Linked DNA regions of Mus musculus: region 2 is linked to region 1. Evidence: chromatin contacts called from ENCODE Hi-C data. All regions are on one chromosome and are shown on one strand. Each heading gives the region's core, a stretch centred on a gene start or an enhancer-like site at or near the end of the contact. The rest is flanking DNA. Distances are from core to core; before and after follow the strand shown.

Region 1 (5,138 bases), core at 1,815-4,314:
AGGTTGGGGATTAGCAGCAGTTACAGACCTGAACCCCATGGTTGGGTAAGGTGAGAGGGGCTATGGTTCCAGCAAAAGTGATATGAATTAGGTGTCTGTCCCCTTATCCAGGTCAGAAACTGAGCACACATCCATCCCCCCCCCCCCCCGCCTTTACTGACAATTATTGACAAAGTCCCATACTTACAAGATGTCACATGTGTTTGCAGTCTGTGGAAGGAAAAAGACAGAGATCAGAGCTCAAAGCCTGGGACTTGGATCTCAGGTGTTAGAGTGCTTGTCCAGCATGCAGATAAATCAGGTCAGTGTGCAGAAACCAGGGGTGCTGCCCATCATGACAGAACTCAAGAGGAGGCAGAACTATTCAAGGCTACAGAGCCAGTTTGAGGCCAGATTGGGAAGTAGAAACCTTCTCAAAGAGAACAGGAGGCTTGTCTCTATGGAAACACTGTTCCAGACAGGGGGTCTGAGAGTCTCCCTTCCTCCAACTACCATGTTCAGGGTCAAGAACTGGAGCCTTACTCTGCCTCCCCAAGTGCTGGGATTAAAGGCATAAATTATCAAGCAAGCTCCTTCACGTTTATTTTCTGAGACAAGCGCTTGTCTCACTTTATTGCCCAGTTAGAGTGGAATTTGGAGATCTCCCTGTCTCTGCCTCCAGACTGCTAATTAAAGATGTGGACCACTACACCTAGGGCACACACACACACACACACACACACACACACACACACAATTGCAGATTGGCCTAGGAAGCCATTCTAGTCGATCCTTATCTTCAGAGCCCCCCAGAAAGCAACCTAAATCCCCCACTGCCCCCATGATCCAGTGTCACAGGAAGAGACAACTCTGGGAGTTCAATAAACATAATCAGGCCTATTCATCCTCAGACCCCTGCGGGAAACCCCCTGCCCTGCATCCTTCAGTATTTTGAGGCACCCAAGGTCTCCATACAGAATCCCATCCTGTTGATAGTGGTACTGTCTAAGCTCTTAATTAGGCCTCTCTTCCCCCAGGTATCAAGGCAGCGCCCTCTCTGGCTACTTCATTTAAAACCATTGCCAGGTGTGGGGGTGCATGCCTTCAGTCTCAGGAGTCCACAGCTTCTAGGGCAGCCAGAACTAGGCCCTCTCTCAACAAAAAGTATAGGAACCCAGCTTTTGGCTCTGCTGGTGATCCTCACAATAACATTTCTTTGCTAAAGAAAAGACAAAAGGACAGGTGACAGTCACCGCTGTGATCATTCTCTCTCCATGCTCACAGTAGCTCTGTTCTTTGGTGAGGATCGGTGCTGTGAGCTAAAGACACAAGGGGGCCAGAAACTCACTTTCTCTATCTCTGACTCTGTCTCTGTCTCTTGTCTCTCCCCCACTCTTCCAAATATCAAACTCTTGTCTTGGGTCATATTTGTTTTTCAAGGAGGTATTTCTCTCTGTATCCCTGGCTGTCCTGGAACTGGCTCTGTATTCCAGATTGGTCTAGAACTCAGATCCATCTGCTTCTACCTCTATACTGCTGGAATTAAAGGTTTGAGCTTTTAAACCTATCCTAAGTACATTTAAGCAGCAGTTAGAGCAGACTAAGCAGTGCTGAGATACCAAAGCAGATGTCTGTTGAACTCATGGTCAGTATAATCTACATAGTGAAAACCTGTGTCAAAAAAAAAAAAAAAAAAAAAAAAGGCTGACAGAGACAAGTCTGATAAACTGGACCAGGATTCTTCCCTGTCCCATCTTAACCAGGTGGTCTGATCAGGATGGTTGGGGGCCTGAGGTTTAATAAACATGGATTGATTAGATCTGATTGGGAGGACTGACAGTGTCTATACTTGGGGCTGCAGAGAGGGGTCAACAAAAGATGCAGAGGTCCCAGACTGGAAGTGTCTTGATCCTGGGTTCCCTCATGCATGGCCTTGGATGGAGAACGACAGGTTCCCAACAGCCAGGGGACACTGTTCTGGGGAGCAGACTTGGGATTTCACTTACGCCTGCCCGCCATGGCAGATTCTTAACCAAGATTGTAAATTTAATCTGAATTGAGGCCAGCCTGGACTACAGAGCTCTAGGATAGCCAGGGCTACAGAAACCTTGTGTTGAAAATCAAAACTAACAAAAAGATTGTATTAAACAAAGACTGGTCCTGACCACCTCTAAGGAAAACCTGCCAACCTAAGACAATTAGAGTTTGAATATGAAGGAGAGGTCAAATCCAGCCCCCCTCACCCCGGGACCAAGGCATGAGACCACCCAGCCAGGCAGCCAGGTCTAGTCTCTGATCAAATTTTTAACTAATCATAGAAGTGAGAACTTCCACTTCTCCGGTTACACAGATAAGTCCAGGAGAGGGACAATAAACTACACCCAAGGTCACCAACCTTGGAGGAACAGGGAAGGAGAGACCCCTAACCCAGACAAGCAAGACCTCAGGTTCCTCAGCCTGACTCAGGGCTTAATAAGACATGCCAAGACTAAAACGGGGGTCACTGATCCTATTCAGGGCTGTGGTGGGGGCCAGCTCCCAGGTAGCAACACAGCACTGCCAAGATAGGGGACCTTGTTTCCCTAGAGACTCCCTTTGAGGTCCCTACCTACCCTTTCCCCAAACACAACTGACAGGAAGTTTCCAATAACTGGTGCTTAAGTTAAGGTGAGGACTGGGTTCCTAGGCAGGCCTCTGCCCCTTTGGGTCCTCCAAAAGTCATAGAAGTCTCACTTACCTCATTGAAGCTTACTCCTTGGAGACTGGAAAGCAGGCCAAAGGTCAAGGTGAGTGTGCCCCAGACCCAGGTGTCCAGCATCCTGTCAAGGGGTCCACTGATCTTCAGAGTGTAAGGACAGAGTGACAGGGCAGGACCTTTTCCACTTCTCTCCACCTATGGGGCCAGCCTCAGGATAGGCCCAGAGTTAACACACTGGAGTTGGCTGGACCAGGGCTGCAAGCTGAACAGGAGCTCAGGGAAGAGAAGTGGAGAGGAGCTGGCCTTGCTTGAGTTTGAGGAACTGGGAGGTGGGAGGTTAGAAGAGGTTGATTTGCAGCCTTCTTTGTTGGATGGAGGAGAGCACTGTGGAAGTCCCTCTGCTGGGCTGTGCTTAAATAGAGGATAGAGCAGGGTGTGGTGACACAGCCTTTAATCCCATCTGGGAGGAAGCAAATCTCTGTGAGTTCAAAGCTAGTGTGATCTAATTAGTGAGATCTAATCCAGGCCAGAGCCTGGATTAAATTTAAAAACAAAACAAAACAAAACAAAAACACTTGTGGTGGTATCACAAGTCTTTTTTGAAAAAAATTTTTAAATGATTTATTTATTTATTTATTTATTTATTTACTTCAGGTATAGGAGTACACTTTAGCTATACAGGTGGTTATGAGCCTTCATATTGGCAATTGAATTTAGGACCTCAACTTGCACCGGTCAGCCCTGTTAGCTCAGTTCCCCTGCTCACGCAGGCCTGAAGATTTATTTATTATTATAAATAAAGACACTGTAGCTTTACTTATTTATAATATAGAAGAGGGCCTCATTACAGGTAGTTGTGAGCCACCATGTGGTTGCTGGGATTTGAAGTCAGGACTTTCGGAAGAGCAGTCAGTGCTCTTACCCACTGTGCCATCTTACCAGATTCAGTACAAGCCTTTAAATTCCAGCATTCAGGAGACAGAGACAGATGCATCCCTGAGGCTAGCCTGGTCTATTGACCAAGAGTTCCAGGACAGTCCAGACTACACAGAGAAACCCTGTGGGGGTGGGGAGGCTGAAGAGTCTGGGAAGTTGACTCAGAGGTATAGAGCAGTTGTCCTTGGACCTGAATCCAGTGTCCAGCATCTATATACAGGATGGCTCATAAGTATCTGAAACTCTAGTTCTAGTGGGATGGCAAAGCGTTTAAATTCAGACTCCATTTTAGAGAACCGGACCTAAGGTTAAACATAAGTAGACTAACAGGCTGGTATCTAACATTAGTTTCCAAGTTGCCCCCCCAAAAACCTGAGCCTAGCTCCAGTCTCTAGACTAATCCCCACCAAGAGCAGAGTTTCTAGATACACCCCCAACAAGACCAGTGTCTCCAGGTCATTCCCCCAAGAAATCTGCACCCCCAGGTTACAAGCCCACCCCTTGCCTAACGACCACCAATGCAGAGGGGAGCAGAAGTTTATGATCTGACTCCCAGCACCAGCCATTTATGTTAAAAGCCACAGCTTGCCAGTTAGGTGCTTGCACACTTACCCCTGCTGGCTGCTTACTATAAAGCCTTGCCCTATAGTCATTTGGGCTCCCCACCACCACCAAAACCTTCCTTTGTGACAGTGGTGTGTTGGGGGAGGGGGTCCCAGGCTAGCTGGAATAGAATAAAGACCCTGCTGTGAGTTGCATCAAATTGGCTCCTGTGTGTGTTTTTGGAGATCATTAACATTTTCCTGGCACAACACTAGATGATACCCTCTTCTGAATTCTGATGGCACCAGACATGCATATGATACACATACATCTACGTAATAAATATTCATACACATAAATATGAAATAAATAAACCTTAAACAAAAACAAACCAGTAAGGTAGCCAGGCTATTCTGTAGGTAAATGTGCTATCCACCAAGCCTGAAAATCTGACTAATGTTTCGTTTTCTTTGTTGGTTTTGTTTTTGTGACAAAGTCTTTCTACATAGCCCTGGATGTCCTAGAACTCACTACATAGACCAGGCTATCCTCAAACTCACAGAGATCCCCCTGCCTCTGCCTCCTGAATACAGTGATTAAAGGCCTGTGCTCCCACATCCAGAAATTGATCTCTGGATTGTGTAGATCCTTCTGGACCCCATGGATTCTTTCACATAGTGGAAGGAGAAAGTCAACTCCATGCACTTGCCTGCAAACACACACACACACACACAAACACACACACATATATGTATATATACATATATATAGAGAGAGAATGAATGAATAAATGCAATAAAATATCTTTTGTTAATTTTTCAAGACAGGGTTTCTCTGTGTAGCGCTGGCTGTTCTGGAACTCACTCTGTAGACCAACCAGGCTGGCCTTCAACTCAAGAGATTCACCTCCTTCTGCATCCAGAGTACTGGGATTAAAAGTGTGTGCCTCCACCATCTGATACCAAATACCATTTAAAATAAA
Region 2 (5,138 bases), core at 1,088-3,587, 150 kb after region 1:
CCAATCGTTTCAAGTAGAGAGTGGCAGAGGAGGTCCTGAGCTGCAGCTCCATGCCACGTGTAAAGGAAGCTTGGAACCCATTGCCTTCAACTCCTGGGGCAAAGGCCTGGAAATCAGACACAGGGTGACGGCTGTCACTGAATGCACACACACCAATCTCCCCCACACCCATTCTAGTGGTCTCCAAGTTTCCATCAGAACCTCAGGCCCTTAATGTAGCAATCACCAGTTCATACCTGTTAGGCTCTTGTCTCTTCTTCCAGGTGAGCCTTGGGGATGCTAGATTGGGAGCAGGGAAAGGGAGCTTTGGATAAGTGCTTTTCTGATACAAAACCCAACAAAGGGTGAGCAGATCACACCGCGCGCGCGCGTGTGTGTGTGTGTGTGTGTGTGTGTGTGTGTGTGTGTGCGCACGCTTCGTGGCATTCTACCCTGGACACAGCCACCTCAAACACCTGTTCCCTCTGAGGTACACCATCCTTGTCCACTGTTGGGGAGTGGGGCATCCTTTGGAACTGACCACAGTGGAAGGCAGGACTTTGGTGAGTTCCGGAACTACCATCTCAGCATCTCAGCCCCAGCCTTGCCCTACAGGCACTGGCATTAGGCGGGGGCAGATCCTGGGCCACAAGTTACTGCCACATGGTTGGGATAATTGATGAAGTCCTGTCCTTCCATTGCTGTCTCCAGCTCTGCTTCTCTGGAAACTCTATATTTTCCCTTTAATTATAGCCCCTGCAGTCTCCCTCCGCCACCCCACCCGCACTGCTCGGCCTAGCTGCCCACGGCCAGCGACGTGGCTCCCTCCCCTTCTGTTCCCTTGGTCTTTTTTTTTTTTCCCTTTGCCTTCGTTGCACAAAACTAGCTCAGGGAGGGCGTGAAGGGGGGGGGGGGAGCAATGGAATCTTGGATGGTTTGGAGGAGGCGGGACTCCCTGCTTCCACGTTTACAGCTCTAAAGAAGCCGGTGGGGGAAGTGATACAGGATGTCTATGGGCCCTGCAAGGAGACCCCAGTGCCTTCCCACACCACCCACACAGTTTGACAAGATGAAGTTCCTAAGCAGATTGGACAGAGCACCTTTGCAGGGTGCAGGGAGCACCGGGGAAGAACGGACACTGTCTTTTAGCGACAACTTTAAATATAAGCTGCTGTTCTTGGGGGACTACAGATGACCCTTTCCTGACGGCAGAGGTGGGGAGCAATGGCCAAGATTTTCAGCAAAGAAGTGAGGACATGGGAAGAAACCATTAAATAAAGTCCCTCAGCTACCAAACACAAGTTTCTGCCACACACTGAGTTCACCTAGGTGTCCCCAGACCACATCCAAGTACAATTAGAAAAGAGGGCTCTCTGTAGCTTTGAGAACACCCCTCTATGGCCAAGTACCTTCTACCTGTTCATTCTGCATTGATATTGCTACATAAGAGGGCCTCTAACAAATCTCTGGCTGTGGCCACAGCTGACACAAGACCTTTTTCTAAAACATCCCTGGTCACAGGCTTCCTGCAACAAACTCACATCCCAGTGCTGGGATGGAGGAGGTCAGAGAAGAATTTATACAACATGCCCCAGGCCCCAGCTTTGAGGACCCAGAAAGCCCCCTGCCCACACTGCTGCTCATCACTTAATGCATAAGCATTCTTCTGGAAGGACAAGGATGTCAAAGGTCTCCCCAAGCCTCAGCCTCAGAGCTGTTATTTATTAGAAAGGTGTGTCTGGCATGGCAGAACAGATAGGCACCCCCTTCCTTTCAAACCACCACATATCTGACTCTTAGTATCTGTGAAGAGATGTATAACTGTTCACAAATATTCCTACCCTCCATTCCTGGGTCCACACCATGAGGTGATCCCCTCCCTCCAACAGGCACATCTGCTTAGCTGATAGGTTCTAATCAGATTAATCTAACTTATTCCTTAGTTCTTCCCCAGGATGCCTGAAAGATTACTAGGCATGGCCAGGAGGACCTTTTCCCAATTATTCCTGACACTGATCCCTTTGTAGTGTTTCCCAACTCAGATTCTCAGTTCTACATCCTTCTGATTTGAAGTCCCAGAAAGAAAGTACAAGGGGTATTCTCTACCCACACTCAGTATACTGAGGGCCCAGCCACACTCCAGTGACAGCACCTCTGGCCCATGTAGATCTGGGGGGCAAGGGCGGCAGAGTTGCGGGAGGGGGGGCGCTGGGTGGACTCCTTTCCCTTCCTTTCCCTCCTCCCCCCTCTTCGTTCCAAATTGGGGGCCGGGCCAGGCAGTTCTGATTGGCTGGGGGCCGGGCTGCTGGCTCCCCCTCTCCGAGAGGCAGGGTTCCTCCCAGCTCTCCATCAAGATGGTATAAAAGGGGCCCAGGCCAGTCGTCGGAGCAGACGGGAGTTTCTCCTCGGGACGGAGCAGGAGGCACGCGGAGTGAGGCCACGCATGAGCCGAAGCTAACCCCCCACCCCAGCCGCAAAGAGTCTACATGTCTAGGGTCTAGACATGTTCAGCTTTGTGGACCTCCGGCTCCTGCTCCTCTTAGGGGCCACTGCCCTCCTGACGCATGGCCAAGAAGACAGTAAGTTCCAAACTCTGGGGAGTTTACTACAGCTTCTTGGTATTGCGTTCTGTATAGAGGGGTCCTAGCAGATAAGACTTAAATGGAGGTGCAGGGCTGCTCCAGAGGCAGGGATGGGACGGTGATGGAGAGGAAACGGGATGAGAGAGGTCACCCTGTTGAGCAGATGAGGGGGAGCAGTTCTCAGAAGTGGAGCCTTGCATGAGATGGCCCAGGAAGAAATTTCAAGCACCCATCTGTAGCACAACAGGAAAAGTGGGAATCTGGACACGGGTTGGGGCAGAGTACGTCGAAAATGAAATAAGGCCTCTGGAATAGAGATTCGGAGCTCAAGATGTAAAAGCTATCAAAAAGGCTGCGGGATGATTCATAAGGAAAGATTGTTTGCCCTCTCTGCAGGCTAGACAGTGTTGCTGGGGCCTCCGGGGTGCTGGGCTCTCGGGGGGGGGGGAGGGGACGCACGGAGAGGGCGGGTTGCTGGATGAGAAAGTTTGGCTAGGACTTGACTGGGCGCGGTCCCTGTGCCTCCTGCTGGCCAGCCGAGAGCACTACGAGTCCTGGTACAGCACTTTACAGCGCACAGGCTGAGAAGGAAAACCTGGGTTATTGCGGACCCTCATCTCCAGACTAGGAAAATAAAAGCAGGGATGGATGGGGTAGCTCTGGTCTTTGAAAGAAGTGACCCAGGCCGAGTAAAAGTCGGTCCGCCCCTGCATTGCTTAGTTTTGCCCGCCACCTAGTGGTTGCCTTGATCAGGTCCTGGAGCGGTGGGCGTGGTTAACTCATCATTACTATTTGTAGACTTGACTTCTTTGGCTAAGGAGATTCCAAAGCACTACTGGCTTTGAAGGACCCGGCTTGTCTAGTTAGCAAGTTTTCAAGATTCCTGGGAGCTGGAAATTGGGATGTATCTAACTTTAGGGATACATTTTACTACACTGGACAGGGCTCCACTGAAATCAGCCCCTCCACATTGTAGCCCCGCCCATTCCGCCCCACCTGCCCCGGGAAAGGAGGTGGGACCAGGGCTGAATTTCCCCTTCTCTCCTCCCACCCCCGCCTCCTGTCTCCGCGCAAACCACGTCCCACGAGCCCCCACCTACTGCGTAGGAGCCCTCCTACTCTCCTTCAGCAGGCTTTTTTATTTCATTTGGTTCCCGCGCGCGTGGGCTGAAGTTGTTTGGAAGAAACCCCAGTCTAGAGCTTTGTTTAAATTCCTGAGAACTGGGACGTTATAGTCCTGGCCAGGCGCCCTGGTGCTGTCACTGAACGTCGCCGATATGGAGCAGACCTGCATTTAAGGATTTGAGGGAAGAATATAGGGAGTGGGGGGAAAGATTCAGGAAGTGGGAAGTCTCCGTGCGCCTCTTAGACAGGGCAAAGAGTGAGTAAGGCTGGGATCCCTGGTGCTCCGGGGTAAGGTCTCTGACCCGCACACATCCTGTGTCTCTTCCCATTTGCTCAGTCCCTGAAGTCAGCTGCATACACAATGGCCTAAGGGTCCCCAATGGTGAGACGTGGAAACCCGAGGTATGCTTGATCTGTATCTGCCACAATGGCACGGCTGTGTGCGATGACGTGCAATGCAATGAAGAACTGGACTGTCCCAACCCCCAAAGACGGGAGGGCGAGTGCTGTGCTTTCTGCCCGGAAGAATACGGTACGGTTCTGGTCCTAGGGTTAAGGGAGGTTGGAGTCCCTCCCTCGCCTATGTCTTGAAAGCCTATAACACCCCCAGGTACCTTAGTAAATTTACTTCTAACTGAACGTTTTTCTCCCCAGTATCACCAAACTCAGAAGATGTAGGAGTCGAGGTAATAATCTGCTCCCTACTTTCCTCCCACCCGTCCACGACCCCCACTGTCCTCCAATAAACTGCAGTTTTCTTTGCTTCTCTTAACGGCCTTTTGTTTCTTCATCCTCAACCCCACAGGGACCCAAGGGAGACCCTGGCCCCCAAGGCCCAAGGGTAAGCATCGTATTCTAAATGAGCTGGGAAACTGGAGGGGGCGTGGCTCTGATTTGTGCTCATAGCAGCCCCCTCCGTCTCTTGGTGCAGGGACCCGTTGGCCCCCCTGGACGAGATGGCATCCCTGGACAGCCTGGACTTCCTGGTCCTCCTGGTCCCCCTGGGCCCCCCGGACCCCCTGGCCTTGGAGGAGTAAGTAGATCTTGGAGACCCCAGAGGGGTGTGACTTCCCGTTTTGTTTGTTTGTTTGTCTGTCTGTTTGTTTGTTTTTCTTTGCTTTGGTTTTGTCAGACATAGTTTTCTATTTTAAAATAATTATAAACTTACAGAAAATAGAATAGAATAGAACTTCTATACACTCTTCAACACAACCGCTTTGCCACTTTCTGGGCACCCAGTTCTCTATGTCGCTGTATGTCCTGGACCATTTGAGACATAAGTTGCCAAGAACGTGCCCGTGACTTACGATCTTAAGTGCATTTCCTAAGAGCAAGGGCATTCTATGGAACCATAGCACCAAATTTAATGTTGATCTAGCCTGATTAATATTGCCTGATATGCAATCTCATTTGCAGATTTCACCAATGCCTCCCAAAATGTTCTTTATAGCA

Evidence for each region. A loop is a pair of places that touch in the nucleus more often than their neighbours do.
Region 2: a map of heart shows a loop between it and region 1 (22-fold over the local background). The contact joins the promoter of Col1a1 here to the promoter of Tmem92 in region 1. A Hi-C loop is called at or near these places in 9 of 37 maps with a recorded cell type or tissue (heart and left cerebral cortex).

What each region holds. Positions count from the first base shown.
Region 1 is chr11:94,779,639-94,784,776 of GRCm38, forward strand. It overlaps Tmem92 (transmembrane protein 92), which reads right to left and starts at 3,065. Exons shown (of 5, transcript NM_001163172.1): 1 at 2,717-3,065; 2 at 188-210. The coding sequence starts at 2,797.
Region 2 is chr11:94,933,887-94,939,024 of GRCm38, forward strand. Col1a1 (collagen, type I, alpha 1) reads left to right here and starts at 2,338. Exons shown (of 51, transcript NM_007742.4): 1 at 2,338-2,558; 2 at 4,024-4,218; 3 at 4,341-4,372; 4 at 4,492-4,527; 5 at 4,618-4,719. The coding sequence starts at 2,483. It overlaps Gm46293 (a long non-coding RNA gene), which reads right to left and starts at 730. Exons shown (of 3, transcript XR_001780299.1): 1 at 237-730; 2 at 1-106.